Regions from separate parts of the Homo sapiens genome. Here all the other regions are linked to region 4. The links are chromatin contacts, found by Hi-C or POLR2A ChIA-PET in ENCODE. All regions are on one chromosome and are shown on one strand. Each heading gives the region's core, a stretch centred on a gene start or an enhancer-like site at or near the end of the contact. The rest is flanking DNA. Distances are from core to core; before and after follow the strand shown.

What was found. Hi-C counts contacts between places; a loop is a spot of excess contacts on that map. ChIA-PET counts read pairs that join two places held with the same protein, here RNA polymerase II (POLR2A). Pooled maps may share reads with other maps.
Region 1: a map of CD8-positive, alpha-beta T cell shows a loop between it and region 4 (10-fold over the local background). The contact joins the enhancer-like site here to the promoter of RASGRP3 in region 4. A Hi-C loop is called at or near these places in 3 of 168 maps with a recorded cell type or tissue (CD4-positive, alpha-beta memory T cell, CD8-positive, alpha-beta T cell and naive thymus-derived CD4-positive, alpha-beta T cell), 4 of 37 single-sample maps with no recorded cell type and 10 of 50 pooled maps. POLR2A ChIA-PET finds 5 or more read pairs at or near these places in 1 of 52 experiments (activated T-cell).
Region 2: a loop to region 4 is called in a pooled map, with 6 times the contacts of the local background. The contact joins the promoter of CRIM1-DT here to the promoter of RASGRP3 in region 4. A Hi-C loop is called at or near these places in 4 of 37 single-sample maps with no recorded cell type and 7 of 50 pooled maps.
Region 3: a loop to region 4 is called in a pooled map, with 6 times the contacts of the local background. The contact joins the promoter of CAPN14 here to the promoter of RASGRP3 in region 4. A Hi-C loop is called at or near these places in 2 of 37 single-sample maps with no recorded cell type and 3 of 50 pooled maps.

The regions. Positions count from the first base shown.
Region 1 is chr2:36,239,304-36,242,003 of GRCh38, forward strand. No RefSeq gene overlaps it. Among named protein-coding and RNA genes, the nearest start is that of CRIM1-DT, 110 kb to the right of the region's middle. Within about 2 kb of position 1,333, at least 3 of the 41 ENCODE cell types and tissues checked have a DNase peak (open chromatin) inside an H3K27ac peak, as active enhancers do.
Region 2 is chr2:36,353,926-36,356,819 of GRCh38, forward strand. It overlaps CRIM1-DT (CRIM1 divergent transcript), which reads right to left and starts at 1,645. Exons shown (of 2, transcript NR_037631.1): 1 at 1,163-1,645; 2 at 824-1,056. CRIM1 (cysteine rich transmembrane BMP regulator 1) reads left to right here and starts at 1,853. Exons shown (of 17, transcript NM_016441.3): 1 at 1,853-2,698. The coding sequence starts at 2,368.
Region 3 is chr2:31,216,195-31,218,894 of GRCh38, forward strand. CAPN14 (calpain 14) reads right to left here and starts at 1,321. Exons shown (of 22, transcript NM_001145122.2): 1 at 1,262-1,321.
Region 4 is chr2:33,475,399-33,478,098 of GRCh38, forward strand. It overlaps RASGRP3 (RAS guanyl releasing protein 3), which reads left to right and starts at 1,251. Exons shown (of 18, transcript NM_001139488.2): 1 at 1,251-1,309. RefSeq lists an enhancer at 587-906.

The DNA.
Region 1 (2,700 bases), core at 83-2,582, 2.8 Mb after region 4:
TTATCATTAGATTCACTCTCCAAAATGTCAACTACCAGAAATTAAACTCTTCCTGTAGGCCAGCTTGGTTTTTAAACACTATGTCTAATCTCGCAGCAACACCAGGACATAGGCTTCATTGTTGTACAGCTTTACAGATAAGGAAGTTGGGACTCGAAAGAGTTAAATGAGTTGCCCAAAGTCACAAAGCTATTAAATGACCAAGACAGGACTGGGATGAAGCTCTTGAGTATGAAGTTTGTGTAATATGTCCACTATGGCTAGCTGTATTAGTCCATCTTCACATTGCTAATACATACATACCTGACACTGGGTAATTTATGAAGAAGAGGAGGTTTCATGGACTCATAGTTCCATGTGGCTGGGGAGGCCTCACAATCATAGTGGAAAGCAAAAGGCACATCTTACATGGCAGCAGACAAGACAGAATGAGAGCAAAGAGAAAAGGGAAACCCCTTATAAAACCATCAGATCTCGTGAGACTTATTCACTACCATGAGAACAGTATGGGGGAAACTGCCCCCATGATTCAATCATCTCCCACCAAGTCCCTCCCATAACACAAGGGAATTATGGGAGCTACAAGTCAAGACGAGATTTGGGTGGGGACACAGAGCCAAACCATATCACTAGCTGTTTGCCAAGTAACAGAGAGGAAAAAGATTCAGAAATAACATTTGTCTCTGTCTGGGTATTTGCCTTAAACTGCAAGCTCCTGGAGGGCAGGGCAGCATGTGTTCCTACCTGGTTCTCCTTATATGGCACTAAGCAGTATGAGCAGGTGCTGTGGAATATCATTTGGTACTGAGAACAATAAAGAAGCAAGAACACAGATGATGGTAGGAGCCTAGCTTGCTGTCCTGCCTCTGAATTTATAAAAGGTCTCAGGAATGACATGCAGGATAGGGAAATATACAGCCTCTGAGCCTTGGTAGCTACATACAACTCACGATGCACACTGTCAATCTTGCTATGTTAACCGGCAAATGTCCAAAGGAGGCATTAAATCATTGCCAGAGACCACTCAGCTCACATTACGTTGTACTGAAGGGGGAGGAGGGGCAGATTTCAGAGTCCCACCTTCTTCCAAGCCCCCGCACTCTCCTCTATGTCTGCCCCGCAGCTCAGGCCTGGAATTTTATGTGCAGCAAAAAATCAAAGGTAAAATAAATGCTGAACAGCGATTGCTGTCATTGCCTTCCCCGCAGTCATTTCGCTATTAGCTGTTGGAGGAGCAGACCGTGTAGGCTGACGAGATCTGAGTAAGGACGAGGGATGAGATGTCAAGGCAGGGAACACGGCTGCCTTTGCGAGGTGGCTTTGACTCGCGCTGCAGACATCACACGTCAGCTCGGTGGAGACAGCAAGCAAACCCAACTGCAGCCGCAGAGAGGAAGCAAAAGAGGAGTGTGTGAAAAGATCAGCATATTCAGCCTGCCAATTATTTTCCTCCCTCCCCAACCCCACCCCCAAACACAAGTTCCTTAATATTAATAGTGCTGGAAATCGCAGCAATGAGCACATTGTTGGGGTGAAACTGAACATTACTCTCTAAATGAGATCCTGGGTGTGAAAGCAGAAGGTCCTCTCTGTCTCCCAGATCAGAACATTATCTGAGGCCAACAGCTCTGCAGCAGCTCTTAACCTCAAGAAAAGGGCTCGGCATTTCTGGTTCCCCAATAAAGCCACAGCACACCCTGGGACTGTTCAAATTATGGATACACACACACACACACACACACACACACACACACACACTCAAAGGAGATTATTACTAAGCTTGGGCTACAGCTTAAGAGGCATAAGTGGCATTCTCTTATTCCTCTGACTTGAATCCCTACACCTGTTACCCAAACTTCACTCACTGTTCTCCTCCACAAAAACACATTGTATCTTTGACATTACTATCAGTTTTGATATCAGAAGAATATGTGCCCAGGCAGCAGCATGACATATGTTGAAAGAGCTAGAACACTTGGAACTCTAACCTACTTTTATGAGACTTTTTTTTCTGGGTACGAGTCCCTTAGCCCATCCTTAAAGAAATATGACCAGCACCCATTCCCATCATTTAACTTTCCCAGATTAGAATTGAAACCTCTTCCCAACTGTACTGCAGGAGGTAGAAACTAATAGTTCTTTCTGAAGATTAAACCCTCTTAACCTTCAGGTGAAGAAATAAATATTATGCTGTTAAAGGATGAACCCCAGTCTAATGTCTATTAAATTCTTCCTGGCAGATTTTCCAGAGGTACAATAAGCAAAAGGAAAGAATAATATTTTCAATTTGTTAGATAAATGTAGGCAGGATTGGAGGAAAATAAATGAAGAGTACTTGCTTAGACTCTCGTATCGCTAATAACCCTGGAACATAATCTGAAGGGTTATTTAACCCCAGAGAGTTCAGGCTAGTGATGGAGGTCTCTGTGGGAGCAAGGTTTAGTCTCTGGATAATAGGCCTGCAAGGCCTGGGAAGTTAGCAGTGCCCCAGCAAGCAAGATGCATTTCAGAGAAAATCCTAATGGAAATTGGGAAGTCATCTATCAGTAAAGAACTGAGTGATCTTATCATGGGTTAGGAAGAAACAAGCAATTTCAGAAGCATTTGGGTAACTAGGATTTTACACCAATATATGAAATACCAGGGCTGGGATTGTAAGACTGGTGCAGGGGCTCCTGATAACTATTTATTCATGCATTA
Region 2 (2,894 bases), core at 395-2,894, 2.9 Mb after region 4:
GCCCAGTCTCTTCGGTTTTTCTAATAGAAAACCTAGCATATTTTAAACGATTTTGCCACTTAACACTTATTATGGACCCACAGGGTATGAGGGCCTTTGGAGATCATCTAATCGGACTTCCCACCCAACTACAGGAATCATTTCATTGCAACAACTCTTTAAACCCGTCTAGAAAATGCAATGCTCTCTCCCCTTTTCCACGGTTGAACATCTTCCTCATGGCCCTATAATAATCAATGATAATTAATGAGCCTCTTCCTCTCCTTGGACAAAGAAATATGATAGGAGAAATGTTTAGTTTGCTGATGCCCATCATGGGGGAATAGTCCACTGGTAACTCTGGCTTTTGGGTTCAGGATTAGACAGAGTGGTTAAACTAAAATATTTATCGTAAGTATGAATTTGTTCCACAAACATAACATTTCAAAGGTAGCTTTGTTTCCTCTTTCCTTGCACTGCCAGCTATTAACTTTCGGTTCATTAGTCACGATTTTCAGAATCCACTTGGCTGCCACCTTCCTGCAGCCAGACCATCTTGGATCAGAGGGTGGGCCAGCCATTCCCACGTCACACCTGCCACGGGATCGATTTTTTCCCCCATTGACCACAGTCACTTTTTGTCAATTAATTAATGTTATTCACCTGGTACCCATCTTGTGAATGGTAGGTCACTACGGAGCGGATTACTACTTCATATCCCATCAATGACAGAGCCATCATTACGAAAACCTTTTCTGACAACCACTGAAGAGAAACCATCTCCACACCGTGCATTTTGCATCACTTCCGTTGCTTCTTTACCTGATTTATCACAAAGACTATGTACCACACATCTTCTTTATTAATGCATTGACAATCAGTGAAGACAATGAAAACCCACCACTTTTGTCCGTGAACTGAGAAAGAAAATGGCAATGTCATATGGCATTAATGATGCATGAGATCTATGGGTGTAGTGTCACGTCTAGGCGTGTAGTAATCCAGTCTTCGGCCTTACTCCAGGGAGAAAGATTCAGCTTTGTTACTTTCCAGTCACTCTCTCCCGTAACACAGCACCTTGGCACAGAAAGCAGAGCGACAAAACCCAGAATGAGGACAGTTAAAATTCAACTCAAGCTACAGCCATCCCAACGGTCCTCCCCAGCTCCCGCGGAATATTTACCAAGACCGTTTAAAGCACTTAATTAATTCACTTCAGCTTCGCTGGAGAGGTCTCAGGGTTCCCGAGACTCCATTACATAATATCTTTCACAAAGTCTATTCCCAGCTCGAATGGAAGATGGATTCTCATCCAGTGTGCGGAGGTTCCATGCCTTTGCTTCCCTTTCCCGGAGTTCGATCCGGCGATACCCTCCCGAGGCTGCAGCCATCGCCCCGGCCCCGAGCTTCTGGGGTACCCGCCACTCTTCGAACTCCAATCTGGCCCCGAAGGTGCAGCCGCCTCGCCCTCCTGGCTCCCAGGCCGGCCGCTGCGGCCACGGTGCCAGCGAGCGCCCGGGACACCGCGACTCTCGCTGCTCGCTGGGTGCGCCCCAAGCCCATCCGCAGCGCACCCGCGGCGCCGGGGCCAGAGCCGCAGCTCGGTGGCACGGCCGGCTCGGTGCGCCGGGCTCGGGGAGGAGGAGATCGGGAAGAGGTGGAGGCGTGTGAGGGAGGGAGGAAGGGCCCGGCCGCCCGAGAGGGGGAGGGGGAGGCGGAGGGGGCCGGCCGGGCCGGGGAGGGGGGGCAGCCAATGAGCGGCGCGCGGCGCGTGGGGGTGGGGGGAAGGTCTGGGGGAGGAGGTAGGATGGGGGAGGGCGCAGCCCGAGCGGCTGAGGCTCCAGCCATAAACAAGCGCCCGGAGGAGCGGCGCAGGAGTGAGGCGAGCGGGGCGCGCGGAGCGGACGCCGCGGATCTTGTGCTGCGCCACCGCGCCCACTCGGCAGCTCGGGAGGCGGGGACCGGCCCGGAGGCTGCGCCGCTGCGGGGCCGGCCGACTCGGAGGAGGAGAGGGAGGAGGCGCCGCCGGCCCGGGCTGGAGCCGAGCGCAGCAGCCACCGCCGCCGCCGCGCCAGAAGTTTGGGTTGAACCGGAGCTGCCGGGAGGAAACTTTTTTCTTTTTTCCCCCTCCCTCCCGGGAGGAGGAGGAGGAGGAGGAGGGGAAGCTGCCGCCGGCGCCAAGGCTCGTGGGCTCGGGGTCGGCGCGGCCCGCAGAAGGGGCGGGGGCCTCGCCCCGCGAGGGGAGGCGCGCCCCGGGGGCCCCGAGAGGGGCGGTGAGGACCGCGGGCTGCTGGTGCGGCGGCGGCGGCGCGTGTGCCCCGCGCAGGGGAGGGCGCCCGCCCCGCTCCCGGCCCGGCTGCGAGGAGGAGGCGGCGGCGGCGCAGGAGGATGTACTTGGTGGCGGGGGACAGGGGGTTGGCCGGCTGCGGGCACCTCCTGGTCTCGCTGCTGGGGCTGCTGCTGCTGCTGGCGCGCTCCGGCACCCGGGCGCTGGTCTGCCTGCCCTGTGACGAGTCCAAGTGCGAGGAGCCCAGGAACTGCCCGGGGAGCATCGTGCAGGGCGTCTGCGGCTGCTGCTACACGTGCGCCAGCCAGAGGAACGAGAGCTGCGGCGGCACCTTCGGGATTTACGGAACCTGCGACCGGGGGCTGCGTTGTGTCATCCGCCCCCCGCTCAATGGCGACTCCCTCACCGAGTACGAAGCGGGCGTTTGCGAAGGTACGGCCGCCCGCTGCGGGCCCCCTCCCACCTGGCCTGCGCCGCCCCCTCGGCGCTGGTTGTGCCGAACAAAGTTTGGGCGAGACTTTCTGGAGGAAAGAGGGCTCTGCGGGAAGAGGGGCGGCCGCCGCCCCCAGGAGAGTGCCCCCGCGGCCCTGCGTTCCCTCTCCTTGTTCCCCCCGACGCTTAGGCAGTC
Region 3 (2,700 bases), core at 71-2,570, 2.3 Mb before region 4:
TACATAACTTTCAAAAGTGACAAAACCAATCTATATGTTAGAAATTAGCTTAGTGGTTACCCTTGAGGTCGAGCGATCTATCACCAAACCAATTATACCACTGATAGTTACATCAATTCCATTCCTTTTCTACTGCTTGTTTTGATGGTCAGGAGAGAGATTTACAAGGGAGTTTGAAAAGTGGGAGAATCAATTCATTTAAACAAGGCTTTATTGCATGCTTCCCCATGGGCCAGGCATTGCCCTAGATGGTAGGGGTACAGGATGGATTAGACAGAATTTCTGCCCTCGAGGAAGTCACAGTCCAACGACCAGGCTCACACTCTAGAAAGGGCCCTCACTCTTCAGCATGAGGTGCCCACTCTGTGAAATGGCCAGTACCTAACTCATCCAAGAATTCTCCCCCTAGAAAGTCAAAGACACCCCTCACCCTATCAGGCCTGGAAGATGTACCCAGGCTGAAACACTTAGGTACCACCCACCAAAACATTGTCACCCTGTGCCTCCATAGGAGAGGGTTATAAGCTGAACTGAGAGCCGACTACCTCGCTCTGGAGTCCTCCAGAGCTTTGAGGAGTGATTTCCAGTGCCCATAGGCCAGCAGACCACTCAGACAAGGGCAATTTCGAGATTTCTAATCTAGGCAAGGGCCGTGCCAAGCACCACACTGACAGCTATCATTTGAGGCAATATTTCACTCTTATAGTGTGGTCACCGTCCCAGTGTGTTTTTCACATCTAATTTCATACAGGAAGTCAGCCCAGCCTCACTGCTTATCAGAACAGAGAACAGTCGGCCTCCTTGACTCTGAGGATCCCATAAGGCCTCAGTGATAAGCTGGCTGCCCCCAGATTCCTTCTCATCAGGAGGCTCAGGAGACAACTGGGATGGCCTATGTTCTGGGAAATGACAGCACCTAGCAGCATCAGTAACTCTACCAAATGACTTCGAGAGAAACCAGAGCTGGAGGGACCTCAGAAATTACCCAGGCCCAAAGATACTCCCATCTTTTTTTTTAAATGAGGAGATTGGGGCCAAAGGGCTGAAGTCTATTCCTCAAGGTCACACTAATAAGTGATGGCAAAACTGAGGACAAAATTGAAATCTCCAGACTCCAGGGTTTTTTCTGTATACACTCACCTGCAAAGCTCAAACCAGGAGAAGCAAATACCATCCTCTCACCTTCTAAACCCAGACCCTGTAGAGTCTCATAGGGCCTCTGGGCTAACTTGGACCCACCCTTGGAACTAAAGAAATTTACCTGCACAGGAGATTTTGCTTCTTTAAGCGCCTGGGCAAGCTCTAATCCCGGTGCAGTCAGAAGCATGCAGCCTGAAACCACCTCTTATATATGGGTCCTTTCTACACATGGTGTTTAGCCAAGAATTTGCGACCCCACCTCCCAGGACCTTGGTTCCTCCCCACTGTGTGTTCTCTGGAAGGGAGTGGAGTACCCAGGGCTTTGCGACTGGATTACACAAATCCAATTATTTCTTTAGAACACCATACAGAGAAAGCCTGTTTCAGTAATGCCTTAATGAGAGAGAGTTAGTCATCTTCTCACTTCCAACCCTGGGGAGGGTACTTTCAGGTGTGACCTAGAAAAGCATTTCACTGCAGGAGCACATGATACTGCTTGCTCACCTCCCCACAACTCCCAGGACACCAAAGAACCAAGACAGAGATTCCTGTACATCCCTATGTTTAAACTAACATTGACAGAAGCCTGGAAAGTATTTTCAAGAGGTGGCTGTGGGTTTTCTTTTATGGTTGTCAGAGTCTGAGGCAGCCCTCAGGGATGTTTCCTGCTAAGGAGGAAATCTGTGATTCATTTGTGCTATTGAGATCGCTCCCTCTTCCTTCCCAACCTACTTTCCAAATCCCCCATTTTGGCCATCTGGGACTCAGAACATTGACCTCCCACTGGTTGTCTCCTCACAGTTCACCTTGGGTCCCGTTGCTCCAAATCTGGTTGTTCTTCCCTTAAAGCATTTCTTAGCCCTCCTGTGGTTGCTCTAGACTTCTTCACTCCCTCCCCACCCCCACCCCCAAATCCTTCTCCTAGGTTCCCACCACCACTTGCACAGATTTCCATCATAGCAGCTTAGTTGGTTCCAGCTTGCCTGCCTCCACGCTTGCACACCTAGGATCCCCAGAACCCAGAACCATGCCTAGTACCCAGGAGGTGCTCAATATGTGTCAGTGGAATCAGAGTCCCTTGCCTGTGGAAATCCTCTGTCCTCTTCCTCCCCGCCTGCTTCTTGGCCTCTGCCTTGACTCTAATCTCTCCAACTCAATCATTTTGTGTGATTATCACTCCACCCATTTTATTAGTACTGATAAATTAACTAATATTGATAATAATAGCCAACACGTTTTGAGCACTTATGACATGCCAAGCACAATGCTAAGCACATTGCATGCAGAATCTCATGGAATCTTCACAACTTTGTGAGGTAGTGCTATTATTATCCACATTCTACAAAAAGAAAACGGAGGCACAGCATGGCAACTCGCCCAAGATAACCGCAGCCAGTAAACAGCAGAGATGGGGCTAAAGTCCCAGGGTGTCAGGTTCCACTAACTTCTCCTCATCTTTGTCAAGGAATTGTCTCCCTGCCACTGTCAAATCAAATCCAAAGCTTTCTTCCTGAGCTAAACGCTCTTTGGAGCCTTCCCCCTGCCTCATGTGCCAAATAG
Region 4 (2,700 bases), core at 1-2,500:
AGACAAAGCCTAAATATAAAAGATTACTCACACAGGCTCTTACACTGAGTAAGATATTATGTGTTAAAAATCAGGGTTAATAGTTTAACAGGCACATTATGGTTCAGAAATCCCCTGGGGGACTTCAACCATCTTTTCTGGATGTTCACTTTGCCAAATAGGCTGCCTCTATGTCATATCTCTACCTGAAGGGCAGGCTCAGACACTGATTCGGGGAAGTGTCACCCTTACTATACCAAGAAGTCAGACATCCAAGGTCAGACACTACGTAAAGTCAGATACTTCAAGGGCTTTCCTTGGAAGGGAGGATGAAAAGGGAAGGGTGGGAACATCAGCTCAGGTGAGACATATGAATTCAACAAAACATCAGGGATGGTTTGCCACGTTTGCGAGCAGCACAGAAAACGGCAGTTTGCTCCAAGTTCCCAGCACACCAAAGGGGGCAGTAGTGCGTCTGTAAAGCGCGTTGTCAACTTGGTGATAATTTCTGTTTGCATTCACACTCGCCGGCTGATAATCTCAGCTGCTCGATGCAATTCAACAGATAACAATGCGGAAGTTTGGTCTAAAGCTACCTGAAATCACTTCCAAGAGCTCTTCAGATAAAGCTGCCTTTGATAGTCTTCATTAACCCCTCCCATATTTGCCCCTCAGCGTCCCTTGGCTTAGCAGCCCCGGCCTTTGAAGTCCAACCTAAGCATTCTTAGATGGTGAGTGAGGGTCTGCCTTCCCCAGCACCAGCCACCTAGTCAGGCTTGTGGCTCGTCTAACAAACTGGAGCCTGAGATTCTGAGAAAACGAAACCAAACAGTTGTACTCCGGGGTTAACACAGAGCAACTTCCACCTGCTGTGCGAGTTGGTGATCCTCTCTCTTGCCGTTCGAGAGCCCCAGTGAAACTTGAGTGAGATGAGAGAGCATGGAGCCTGCCAGTCTCCCCCTCTGCGCACACACACACGCAAACACATTTAACTTTCCACTTGCAGTGACCTGCCCTTCAGTGTGACTTATCAGCTGTTTGGCTTTTGTCACTAAAGGAAAACAAATTGTGGAATATCCCGCTCTGCATGCTCATGAGATGGCTGAGCCAACTCAGGGGTTATGAGGTGGTTTGCGAGTGAGGAGAAGAATGATCTTCAGTTTCTGACCTCCTGGCACGGTGGCGGGCGGTATTTATCAGGAGGTACATGTGACTGGTTAAGACTCAGAGCCCCAGCTTGAAGGAAACAGCTGCTCTCGGCGTGCTCCGGCACTTGGCAGCTGGACAGGCAGAGTGCTGATGTGAAAAATACCACGACAAAACCACCCTAGTAAGTAACTGGAGAACTTTCCTCTCTCTCTCTCTCTTTCATTCCCTCTCCGTGTGTGTGTGTGTGTGTGTGTGTGTGTGTGTGTGTGTTGCAAGCCACCAACAACTTTTGATTTTGATTTTGGTTTCCCTCTGGCACGATAGAAGGAGATATTTTATTTGTACCTGTTAACAGCCATTGGTGTTTTCACAGCCCTTTTTTAGAACCTGTTATTTTCGGCAACGTGTCTTGTAACTTTGAGGATGAATGGGGCATATGGCTTCATTCCTGTCTAGGAAACAGAAAGTTTGTTTCCCAGTGTTCAAGATTTTTCTAGTCCATGGTGTTTAGGTTCAAAGTCAAGTTCAGGTTATGAAGTAGAGACTTCATTGAAGTGAGTTGATGACTAGATTTGATTTTAATCTGTTTCTACCACTGAAACCTGAAAACGTAGTTGTTTAAAGTAACTTGTGAATTTATTGTATGGCTGATTTGATTTTTCCTATTCAATTTTTGAGAATATCTCATTTAACTGTGTAGAACTGTCTGCAATATAGAAGACTGACAAAATAATATTTAGATTCACATTAGAAATCATATTTAGATTTCTTGCATGGTTTCCAACTAATTGAAAGCTGTATTTTATAGCGACTTTTTTTCCCCCCAACAAGCTAATTCACCTTCATTACTTTAAAATGTTCAGTTGCCCCTGGTCTTCCTTCACCTTCATTACTTTAAAATGTTCGGTTGCCGCTGGTCTTCCTTATTTTAGTGTTTTCGTGATACTCAGGCTGTTTTTTCCTTGTTTATGACCTGACTGGGAAAGTGCTGCCTGCAGCTGATGATTAACTCTGGGAGGCCTGGCATCCAAATTACGGAGAGAACCGGCTCCTTCTCAGGTTCATTCAGCAGTAATGGTGCTTGCGCTTGGGCGAGCAGCAAAGCAGGCACCATGCTGGAACTGAGCTGTTGTTCGGTGACTTTTGTCCTTCCTTGGTAGTCACCAGACAGAATGCTTCAGAGGAAAGGCAAAAGGGGAAAAGAGAGAGGGCAGAGCTCTAAACTGATGACGTAAAGCTCTGAAAGTGACAGGTCTTTGAATCAGAGGCTGCAGGGAGATAACCAAACAGGTTCCTGTTTCTGGAGATCGCGTGGATCTTGAGGAGGGTGGGCAGAGAGGGGCTGTTTTTATTTGAAGTCTCACCAAATAGTTGTTTTGCTTGTGATAAGCCTAGGACAACCTGGAGTGCGCTTGTTTCCTCGTGTGACAAATGGATTCTCATACAGGCTCAAGCTATACGGTTTTCTTTCGCCCTCTGCCCCCTGCCATGAGGGAACACTGTTCTCTCCCCACCCTTACCATCCTTTGTTGTTTGTGGAGAATGGATTAAAAATGACCCAGGGCACGGCAC